Regions from separate parts of the Homo sapiens genome. Here all the other regions are linked to region 2. Evidence: chromatin contacts called from ENCODE Hi-C or POLR2A ChIA-PET data. All regions are on one chromosome and are shown on one strand. Each heading gives the region's core, a stretch centred on a gene start or an enhancer-like site at or near the end of the contact. The rest is flanking DNA. Distances are from core to core; before and after follow the strand shown.

Region 1 (3,414 bases), core at 124-2,623, 410 kb before region 2:
AGGTGTGTCCCAAAACAGTGCTTCTCAAACCTTAATGTGCTTACACATCTCCTAGAAATCTTGTTAAAATGCAGATTCTGATTCGAGGGGGGGCTAGGATGGGACCAGAGTGTCTGCATTTCTGATAAGCTCATGATCCCAGAGCTGCTGTTGGGTACCAAAGTTCTAAAGTACCTTGAGGGAGAAGCCAACTTAATAAGTGAAATAATGAAGCATTTATTACATATCTACTATATAACTTAAATGACAAAAATAGAGTAATGGAGGTTGGATATAAGGAGTATAGAATTTGATTTCTTCACAGAAGGAGCTTCCATCTGCTTTGCCACTTTTATCTGAGAGACAAAGAGAGAGAGCACACAGATTTTCCATAGATAACTATATTTTTCAAGGGAAAAAGGCAGAGAGGTATTTCTTATGTGTGTTTCCTCACACAAAAAGGCCATTTTGGGTCCCCAAATAATTTTAGAGGAGGTATTATAACTAAATAAAGGAAAAACTTGGCAGCCATTCTTGGATGCAGGGTGTAAGCCTTGCATATCTCAGAACTAGTACGAATGGTGTGCATTTGGGTGTTTCTCTGTGTGTGCAGTTTTACATGTCTGTGTATGAGCTGGAAAGTGTATTGGGCCATTGCCAGGGAATTGATTTCTTAAACATCACTAGAGAAGAGGGATATTTTCCCTGATAAAGATTAAAGCGTTAAGTTAAGGGGCAGGAATTCCTAAGGCAGCCTTGACTAGGAACTTTGCATATTACAGGCAGTCGATGTTATTTGAACGTATTCATTGAGAGAAGAGACTACTCATTATCCACTTAAAATACTTCCTGGCTGCAGCATGGTGTTGTACGGAAGCCAAAGCAATTGGCTTTGCATTTGGCCAGCTGATTTAGCAAGAAATTTCGCAAATGATGCAGTCCTTACAGATGGTGCTGTTGGGTTTTTTAGAATGTTTTAAAACACTGATGGATTTGACCATGAACTGAATTTCCAGTCTCTTAGATTCACCTCCAGCCACCCCTTGACGATCTCCAAGGCAACTGGAGACAAGGAGCAGACCTTTTCTGCAAACTTATGATGAATGATTTCCTTTAAAAACTACTCGCATAATAAAAATGTTTTGGTGTAAACTTGGCCAAGGGGAACTCTTGAAACTTTCAGTTTCTTTGCCTAACTCTGAGTTGCTTGAGTCACATTTTTGCATGGTTCTTGATTGACTTTCTGGTGCTCTGCCTGGAGGTCTTTGCTTATCTGTGAGTTGCCTGAGTCACATTTTTACATGGTTCTGGTGCTCTGCCTGCAGGTCAAGAAGGAGCCAGTATCTCCAGGAGGAGTGAGAGAGTGCTCTGCCAGTGTGAAGTGTGAATCCTTGAGAGGCTGTGGCAAGGGTCCATGCCTGAATGTGTAGAACAAGAACAGCTGGAGGCTGTGGCTTTCTCCAGGAAGAGGTTTCTAAATCTGCCTCTTAGAAGATATCAGAAAGTTAAAGGTACTGTACCATCTTCACAGGCCGAATTCTTACTCAGATCTTTACAACAGGGACTGGTCCTGATCTTTGCTGTTGATTGCTTTCTTGTTTTCTTGGTTTCTATTTGAATCGTCACCTTTTATTCGTCTTCCTTGGTGCCTTTTGGTTGTGCTTATTTCGGCTTTATGTAAGCAGCATCTCTGGATGCATAAATGAGGCAGATAAAATTCCCCAGGGTGACTGATCTGCCCTTCATCTATTTTGAGCACTGCAGAGAAGTTACCATGGCCCACAGCATAACTCAATCACTGTAAGCCAGTGAGCACATTCTGAGTTTTTTTTTTTTTAAATAACCTTTCCTGGAGGCATTTGGCATAAGCTAAGCTTAAAGGCACATGATTCAATCATTGATTATTCAAGACATGTCATACTTAGGCTTTTCTAATAACCATATTGTCACTGTCAACTAGATATTGAGCTCTGGTTTCTAATTTTGCACTGGAAGCTGTACAAAGTCTATTGTGTTCTGTGTGTGTGTGTGTGTGGCTCTGGCAATGCAGAAATGGCAACAAGGAAGTATCTAGCACCCATGAAAAGACTGAAGAACACCAATTTGCTTTCTCTCAGTCAAGCCATCTTTCTTAAGACAACCCTTGTCCTGTAGCTTGAACTGTTTAATCCTTGTATATCTTCCATCCCTTCCACCCTTAGGGAACCTCCATAAGGTGAGGACAATGTGTCTTTTTTACCACCTGCTATTGTCTAAATGTTAGTGTCCCCCTCAAATTCATATGTTGGAACTAATACCCAATGTGATAGTATGAAGAGGTGAGTCCTTTTGGGAAGTGATTAAGTCATGGATCAGTGCCTGTGTTAGTCAGGGTTCTCTAGAGGGACAGAACTAATAGGATATATATATATAAAACAAACTCATATATATATATATATATATATATATATATATATATGAGTTTGTTAAGGATATGTAATAGGATATATATATATATATAAAAAACACATTCATATATATATATAAAACACATTCATATATATATATATAAAACACATTCATATATATATATATATATATATATATATATATATATATATGAGTTTGTTAAGTAGTATTAACTTATACGATCATGAGGTCCCATACCAGGCTGTCTGCAAGCTGAGGAACGAGGAAGCCAGTCCAAGTGCCAAAGCTGAAGAACTTGGAATTCAATGTTCAAAGGCAGGAAACATCCAGCAGTGGAGAAAGATTTAGGCTGGGAGGCTAGGTCAGTCTAGCCTTTTCACATTTTTCTGCCTGCTTTATATTCTGGCCACACTGGCAGCTGATTAGATGGTGCCCACCCAGATTAAGGGTGGGTCTACCTTTCCCAGCCCACTGACTCAAATGTTAATCTCCTTTGGCAACACCCTCACAGACACACCCAGGATTAATCCTTTGCATCCTTCAATCCAATCAAATTGACACTCAGTATTAACCATCACAGTGCCCTCTTAAAAGAGGTGCCTTGCCCTTACTGCCATTTGGTAATATAACAAGAAGGCACCAGTTTTGAAGCATAGAGCAAGTCCAGACACCAAGTCTGCTGTTACCTTGATCCTAGACTTTCCACTCTCCAGAACTGTAAGCAATACATTTCTGTTATTTATAAATTACCCATTTAAGGTATTTTGTTATAGTAGCCTGAACAGACTAAGATATCACCATACCTCTGTAGTTTAGCACAGGGCTTAAGCTTAAGGCAGCATTTATTCATTGGTTCATTGATTTATCAGTTCATTTAACAAGCGTTTATTGGTAAACACCAACATTCCAGCTTGTCTTGGAATGAAGTTTCCCCATCTTTGATAGGAATACATGCTTATCACTTCCATGTTTGCTCTGAGAGCTCCCCTATACCTCCTCTACTTCTTGGAAGCATGCTCCTCTAAG
Region 2 (3,597 bases), core at 1,092-3,591:
AGAGTTTGGACTTGGTGATAAGGCAGTGGGGAGCCGTAAGAGTTCTAGTGCTGTCCTCACACTCACTTCTTTAAGTGTCTCCCAGACCATTTGCTTTTGAAATGTGGCTCATCAGCTTACCACTTTCAACTACTGAAGGAATCATATAAAAGTCTTCCTGGCCGAGGTACAAACTGCTTCATTTTTAATGTCTGCATTTAGAGTATAGTATACCCTGGCCTGATCTCACATCTTTGTCTAATTTCCAGCCTTTGTCTAGGTTACAGCCTTCTTTAACTCAGTGGTCCCCAACCTTTTTGGCGCCAGGGACTGGTTTTCTGGAAGACAATTTTTCCATGGACTGTGCAGTAGGGATGGTTTTAGGATGATTCAAGTGCATTACATTAATTGTGTACTTTATTCTAGTACTACATTGTAATATATAATGAAATAATTATGCAACTTATAATGTAGAATCAGTGGCAGCCCTGAGCTTGGTTTTTTTTTTGTTTGTTTTCTGTTTTTGATGGAGTCTCGCTCCGTCACTCAGGCCAGAGTGCAGCGGCACGATCTCGGCTCACTGCAACCCCTGCCTCCCAGATTCAAGCAATTCTCCTGCCTCAGCCTCCCAAGTAGCTGGGATTACAGATGCCTGCCACCACACTTGGCTAATTTTTGTATTTTTGGTAGAGACGGGGTTTCACCATGTTGGCCAGGCTGGTCTCGAGCTCCTGACCTCAAGTGATCCGCCAGCCTCGGCCTCCCAAAGTGCTGGGATTACAGGCGTGAGCCACTTCGCCCAGCCTCCTGAGCTTGTTTTCCTGCAACTAGATGGTCCCATCTGGGGGTGATGGGAGACAATGACAGATCATCAAGCATTAGATTCTCACTCATCTCCTGAAGCTCATGCCTTTTATATATAAAATACCTACGGGAATTTGGTTAACAAAGGCAGCTAAAATGATGTGAGGACATGAAGTCCAATAGGCAAATATTGGATCAGAACATTATGCCAGAGATGTCCGGAGCTCTCTGGGAGGTGTTGAGAGATGAATGAAGGGTGGGGGATAGGCACTGACAACCCTTGGAGAGCCAGGTGGAGAGGTAGTGATGATTAACTTTAGTTGCTCTCCCACAAGGCTGGGAGAAATTAATGAGCAACAGAATGAATAAGCAAGTTTACTAAAGTTTAGGCAACTTCAATGACTTGAATATGCATAATGTACCACTGCTAAGACATAGTTGAGTAAAGAGGTATGCAACTAAAAATTCCCCAGGCTTCACTAGATTATGTTAGAAAATACATTAATTACAGAATATTCAAATCCTGTGGTTAATTGTCTTCATTCCTGAAACAAAGCCCAAAGTCCTTGCAAAGTTGCCTCCCCACCAGCCTTTTTGGAGCCATCAGGGCATATGCTCAGAGATAAATCTGCTCATATGGCACCTGCTACCTTCCTGGCATGCATCTCTCAGGTGTCGTCTCAGGAGATTGTCCCTCTCCTGCTGGGTGTCACAGACTTGGGGAGCCTGCAGCCAGGCACTGCCACTGAGCCTCACCACTGAGGGGTTTATGAGGCCATCCTGGCTTTAGGGGCTCCAAGTGTCACGTTGACCAAAGCAGTCCATTTTCATCTGTTTTATAAAGGGTCCTGTGTATCTCAATGGAAAAGTATTCAGCCTTCTAAAAGATGTTTGAAGACGATTTCACCAGAGCTTCCATGGAGCCAGGACCCTGCTGTATTTCAGGGAAAAGTGGGCAAGTGTTCATTTTCCAGCTTGATGCAGAACTTTGTTGCCTGGGGAGCAAAGTACCGCTGTTCAAACTCCAAGTCTTACAAAATTGCTTATTAAAATAATTCCTGACATTTTGGCTTCTACATCTTTTCTCCCTAGGTGTCAGGCCTAATCAGTGAAGTAGACTGGAATTAAACACCCCATCTTTTTCTGTCAGAGTTCTCAGTTGTCACCAATTAAAATCTAGTAGTAGCAGAAAAGGAATTTATTAAAGAATATAAGATTTCCCAGGAGGCCGGAAAGCAGGCTGGGAGGCTTCCCAGCCAGCACCAATTCTCAGAGTCACAGTAAAGAACAGACCAGGTGGGAATAACTGCTGACTCCACCAGGCACAGACTCCTGCTGGTACTAGCTCGTGGTGTGACCTTAGCCATCCCTCCCTCTAGTAACTGAATTCACCAGCTGCCATTCTCACCAGAGTGGGCTCTAGGTGGCACTTGTTTCTTTGCAATACATGCTTGTGATTAGAAAACTTGCTGAGGTGCACGTGATTGTCTGGGTCTGTGTCACAGACCAGTGTACTGGCTGCAGAGGAGGTGGGGAATTCTCCAAATATAGGAAGTGTGTTCAATTGTGTTGAGAAGCCCAGACGAGTGATAACATGTTCACTTGAACATCGCTGTCCTCGGGTTCTCTTCCTCTCCTCTATACCTACCCCCAACTACACCCACGCCAAAGCCACAGTACCTTTCCTCCTCATCCACTTAAAGCCAAATATTTCATTAGAATTGAATTATTTGAGGCCTGTCACCACCACCTCACCAAACATGCCCAGACATGACTGAACCTCAGCACTGGAAACACTTAGGCTCAAGCTGAAAGTTTCTTAAGTGCTACACATTAGAAACAACCAACCATTCCTAAACTAGTCCATGAAACCACAGGACACTAAGAAAGGATAGCCCAGATCTAGTAAAGAACACAAACATGTTTTCATGACAGTGATAATAGATCTTCGTTTACACCACCACTGATTTGAAAGGCTATACTGTTTGTTTTGTTTCTTCTTTTATTCTTTATTCAATATTCAACTTAACTATTGAGTGGACCTAAGCACTGTTAATAAAGCAGTAAACAAAGCCCTGCCCATAAAGTGTTAATATTCTAGAGGGAGACGCAGACTATGAACAAGGACTCAAATGCATACACAGTGTAAGTTCAGACAGTGATAAGTACATTAAGGAAAATAAAGGAGGGTTAAGGAATAGACGGTGATGGGACTGATGCTCATTTATATTGAGTGGTCTGGGAAGGTTCAAGCAGATTTGAATCATGGAACAGTGTAATATGAAGAGATTTGGGATCAGAGGTGCCTGAGTTGAAAACATACCCAGGAGCTAAAGTGAGAGGAAGAAGGTCAGAGTGTGGTGGAAAGAAGCCTGAAGATGAAATGAGACAGATAAATAGGGCCAAAATATGGAGGTTCTTGTGGGCCACCATTAGGAGTTTAGCTTTTATTCTAAGCATAATTGAAAGCCATTGGATAGTTCTAAGATGAGCAGTGATGATAGGCTTAGACTTACATTTTTTCAAAGTTCTCACTGGCTGCCCTATAAATAGTAGATTATGGGGTTTTAAATTGGAGATGAGGAACCTCTCAGTAGACTTTGCTGTGATCCAGGTAGAGAAACATGTTGGGTTGGACGAGGGTGGGAGCAGTGGAGATGGTGAGATCAGATCAGGTTTGGGATGTATTTTGCAGCCCAGTCTGTCAGGATTTGCTGATGCTTTGTATGTGAAAATGAGGCAGAAAGAATCCAGTATGAACTTCTAGGAAAGCACTTTGTGACCGATTGTATTTTATGGAAATGACTACAGTAT
Region 3 (3,306 bases), core at 500-2,999, 320 kb before region 2:
GCATTTTATAGATGAGAGAACCGAGGCAAATAATGATTTCATAACTTGCTTATGTTCACAGAGCTAATAAAATGGTGGAAGAAGGATTGTGGCCCAGTGTGATACTAGAGCACATACTTCTGAGTCGTGCTTCAGTTTTGACCAAAAATGGAACATTCTTATTGATCATCCTTTCTGTTTGCCAAATTTAGCTCCAAATGACTTTTTCAAAATTTTATATTTTTTATTGAGATGGGGTCCCACTGTATTGCCCAGGCTGGTGTTGAACTTCTGGCTTCAAGCAATCCTTCCACTTCAGCCTCCCAAAGTGCTGGGATTACAGGTGTGAGCCACCGCACCAGGCCAGTGCCTTTTTTTTTTTTTTTTTTTTTTTTTTGTGGAGATAGGGTCTCGCTATGTTGCCAAGGCTGATCTTGAACTCCTGGCTTCGAGCTATCTCCTGCCTTTACTTCCCATAGTGTTGGGATTAAAGGGGTGAGCCACTACACCCAGCCAACTTTTGACTCTTTCAACAAATGAAATCCACTTTCAGAAAGAATGCTGTTGTGTTAGCACTGGGTTTTCAAAAGATATGTGTCAATTTTAAAAGAGGAGCTTCCAAAATGGTTTGCATTATTAAAATGGGTGAATACTTTGAAAGGGATAATAACTCATTTGTGTGTCTATACATGTGTGTTTGCTTAAAAAAATCTGCCCTTGTATTTATTGTCACATCTCATATATTTAATTTATTTAAATATAGGACAATACAGGGAATTTCCTGTTAGAGTTACATAGTTGGAAAATACCAAATTGTCTGTATTTCTTCACATTTCATCACTAGGCATCCAGATAGTCCTAGGCAAATCTATGAATTATGCAAAATGTGTCTTGCCACATCCCTTTCTTTCAGCACTTCCCTTTAATTATTTCTCCATCTACACTCTCCTCTCCTCATTCAAAAATGCCAAGAGCTTGGTGACCCTCTGCAGCCATATGCAGAGTCCTCAAGTTCAAGGCCCTACCCTGTCCTGTCCTTTCTGGGTACTCCTTTCATGTGCTCTAAAATCATTCCTCTTTTTAGCCATTCAACTAAAATTTTATTCTTGTAGAATAACCAATGACATGTAACGTTCCGGAGAAAAGACAGCAGAGAAAAGTAATCCACATTAAGGTGTAAATGACTAACAGCTCTAGCTTAATATAGAGATCCTGACAGTGGCAGTGATATTTAGAAAGAGAAGATTATTAGGTCAAAAGAAGTATATTCTTTCTGGCCTGGGTCCCATTCTTGTCCTTTCTCGACCATAATAGATCCTGTGTGGGGAATTTCTTGTCCTACTTCAGCTCATGCAAATCTTGTATCTGTGGTTGTACATTATTCTTTGATGACATCAGAGACCTACTTCTGCTTTTGGCATATGATAGGGGACACTTGTTTATTTTGGTTGGGAAAGGAGGAGATTGTTATAGGCACTGATAGGGGTATGGGGGCCATGTTTCCCAGGGGGATTCCAGGATGTGTCCATGAGAAACGCATTTAATATATTATTTGGGAAAGGAGTGTTTGTTATTGTTACAGTGGTTTTGCTTGATGATTTTTGTTTTTAACAGTGAGAAACTGAAAATCTTCTATGATCATCTTGTTGCCTCTAGCAGTGCTTTTGACTTATAGAGTGTGTGTGATTCCCTGAGATACCAACTTTTCTGCCAGTTTCAAAGTTTAATAGTATTTGGGGCATGCCACCTAGCGGTGATAGCTTTTGGTTTCTTGCTCATTGGAGGAGAATAAATCAAAACCCTAGTAAATCAGTCTCCTAGACTTGAAAGCCACATGGGAGGCCATCTAGGTCATCTGTTAGCTTTTGCGTAAGCAGGCAAGTAAATCACCCTTTCTGTGGATCTGAGACAGAAAAATCAGGGCATCTAAAGCCCCCTGGGCTCAGAATTCCTCCGGCTCCCAGTTCCCCCAGTGAACTTTGAATGTTTGTGGCCTGCATGGCTGAGACGCGACCCTGTATCTCCGCAGGCATTTTGGCAATCCCAGCAACAAACGCATGGAAGACAAGGCTCCTCTGACTCTGAGCCCTGACTTACCTCGTCCTCACTCTGACCTGTTTTCTCCCTCTCCCTTCCCCCACTCTTGGCTTCTCCTTACCCTCTCCACACTCCCCACTGCTTTTAGTGCCTTCCTTCCATTGTCATGCTTGATGGACCCACCATACAATACTTTTTTTTTTTTTTTTGCCATAGCTCCTTTTAAAATTTCTATTTTAACTTTCTGTCCCTAAATAGAAAAGGATAAATGCTTAGTACAGAAAAGTTTGGTAAAAACCCTTTTTGTGTCTGTGTGTGTGTGTGTATGTGTTGAGTGTTTTTTAAAAAACAAAAATAATATAAAATACTATTCACTTAGTAATAGATCATGAGCATTTTCCCCATGTTAATAATGTTCTACTCTAGGATTTTAGTAACTGCATCACAGGATATACCAGAATTTACTTCATTACTGTTAAATTCTAGGAAAGTGAGAATGATAGGAAATATTTTTAATTCACAGTCACGTTCAGGTCACACTTTATTGAACATTGATTGTGTGTTATGCTCCTGTATAAGCCATTTTTACATTCATAAGTACTTTTAACTTTCATAAGATCTCTGTAAAGGCCGGGAGCAGTGGCTCATGCCTGTAATCCCAGCACTTTGGGAGGCCAAGGCAGGCAGATCACCTGAGGTTGGGAGTTCAAGACCAGCCTGACTAACATGGAAAAACCCCCGTCTCTACTAAAAATACAAAATTAGCCAGGTGTGTTGGTGCATGCCTGTAATCCCAGCTACTTGGGAGGCTGAGGCAGGAGAATCACTTGAACCTGGGAGACAGAGGTTGCAGTGAGCTGAAATTGTGCCATTGCACTGCAGCCTAGGCAACGAGCGAAACTTGTCTCAAAAAAAAATTTTCTATGAGGTAGGCATTGTGATGCCATTTTACAGAAGAAACTTGAGGATCTGAGAAGCAGCTTACCCAAGATCACATGGTTTGGAAGGAGGAAACACAGTAAAATTTTGTTCTCTGGATTTATAGTCCCTCAGCCACTTCCTGAGGTCCCAATAGATACTGAATGTGAACATAGCTTTTCTGAGCATTCTTGCTCTTTGTCTTCAAGATGGGAACAGAGAGAGACCCTTGAAAGGAGATTAGTGTTAAAAGGCTTTAGAGTCAAGTTGGGGATTGCAAAATAGGGTATGAGAAAGTGGAAGGAGAGCTACCTAGATAGGGAAGCCTGCGTTTTCATAGCCTCAGGAATAACTCTTGCTAAATGCTCTATA

The links. Hi-C counts contacts between places; a loop is a spot of excess contacts on that map. ChIA-PET counts read pairs that join two places held with the same protein, here RNA polymerase II (POLR2A). Pooled maps may share reads with other maps.
Region 1: a map with no recorded cell type shows a loop between it and region 2 (4-fold over the local background). The contact joins the promoter of LINC02384 here to the enhancer-like site in region 2. A Hi-C loop is called at or near these places in 2 of 37 single-sample maps with no recorded cell type and 1 of 50 pooled maps.
Region 3: a loop to region 2 is called in a map of PC-9, with 24 times the contacts of the local background. The contact joins two enhancer-like sites. A Hi-C loop is called at or near these places in 1 of 168 maps with a recorded cell type or tissue (PC-9) and 6 of 50 pooled maps. POLR2A ChIA-PET finds 5 or more read pairs at or near these places in 1 of 52 experiments (K562).

The regions. Positions count from the first base shown.
Region 1 is chr12:68,449,443-68,452,856 of GRCh38, reverse strand. It overlaps LINC02384 (long intergenic non-protein coding RNA 2384), which reads left to right and starts at 1,373. Exons shown (of 4, transcript NR_120458.1): 1 at 1,373-1,490. RefSeq lists enhancers at 985-1,124, 1,185-1,514.
Region 2 is chr12:68,041,220-68,044,816 of GRCh38, reverse strand. No RefSeq gene overlaps it. Among named protein-coding and RNA genes, the nearest start is that of IFNG-AS1, 54 kb to the right of the region's middle. RefSeq lists an enhancer at 2,361-2,610. Within about 2 kb of position 2,341, at least 4 of the 41 ENCODE cell types and tissues checked have a DNase peak (open chromatin) inside an H3K27ac peak, as active enhancers do.
Region 3 is chr12:68,357,439-68,360,744 of GRCh38, reverse strand. No RefSeq gene overlaps it. Among named protein-coding and RNA genes, the nearest start is that of MDM1, 27 kb to the right of the region's middle. RefSeq lists an enhancer at 1,970-2,481. Within about 2 kb of position 1,749, at least 13 of the 41 ENCODE cell types and tissues checked have a DNase peak (open chromatin) inside an H3K27ac peak, as active enhancers do.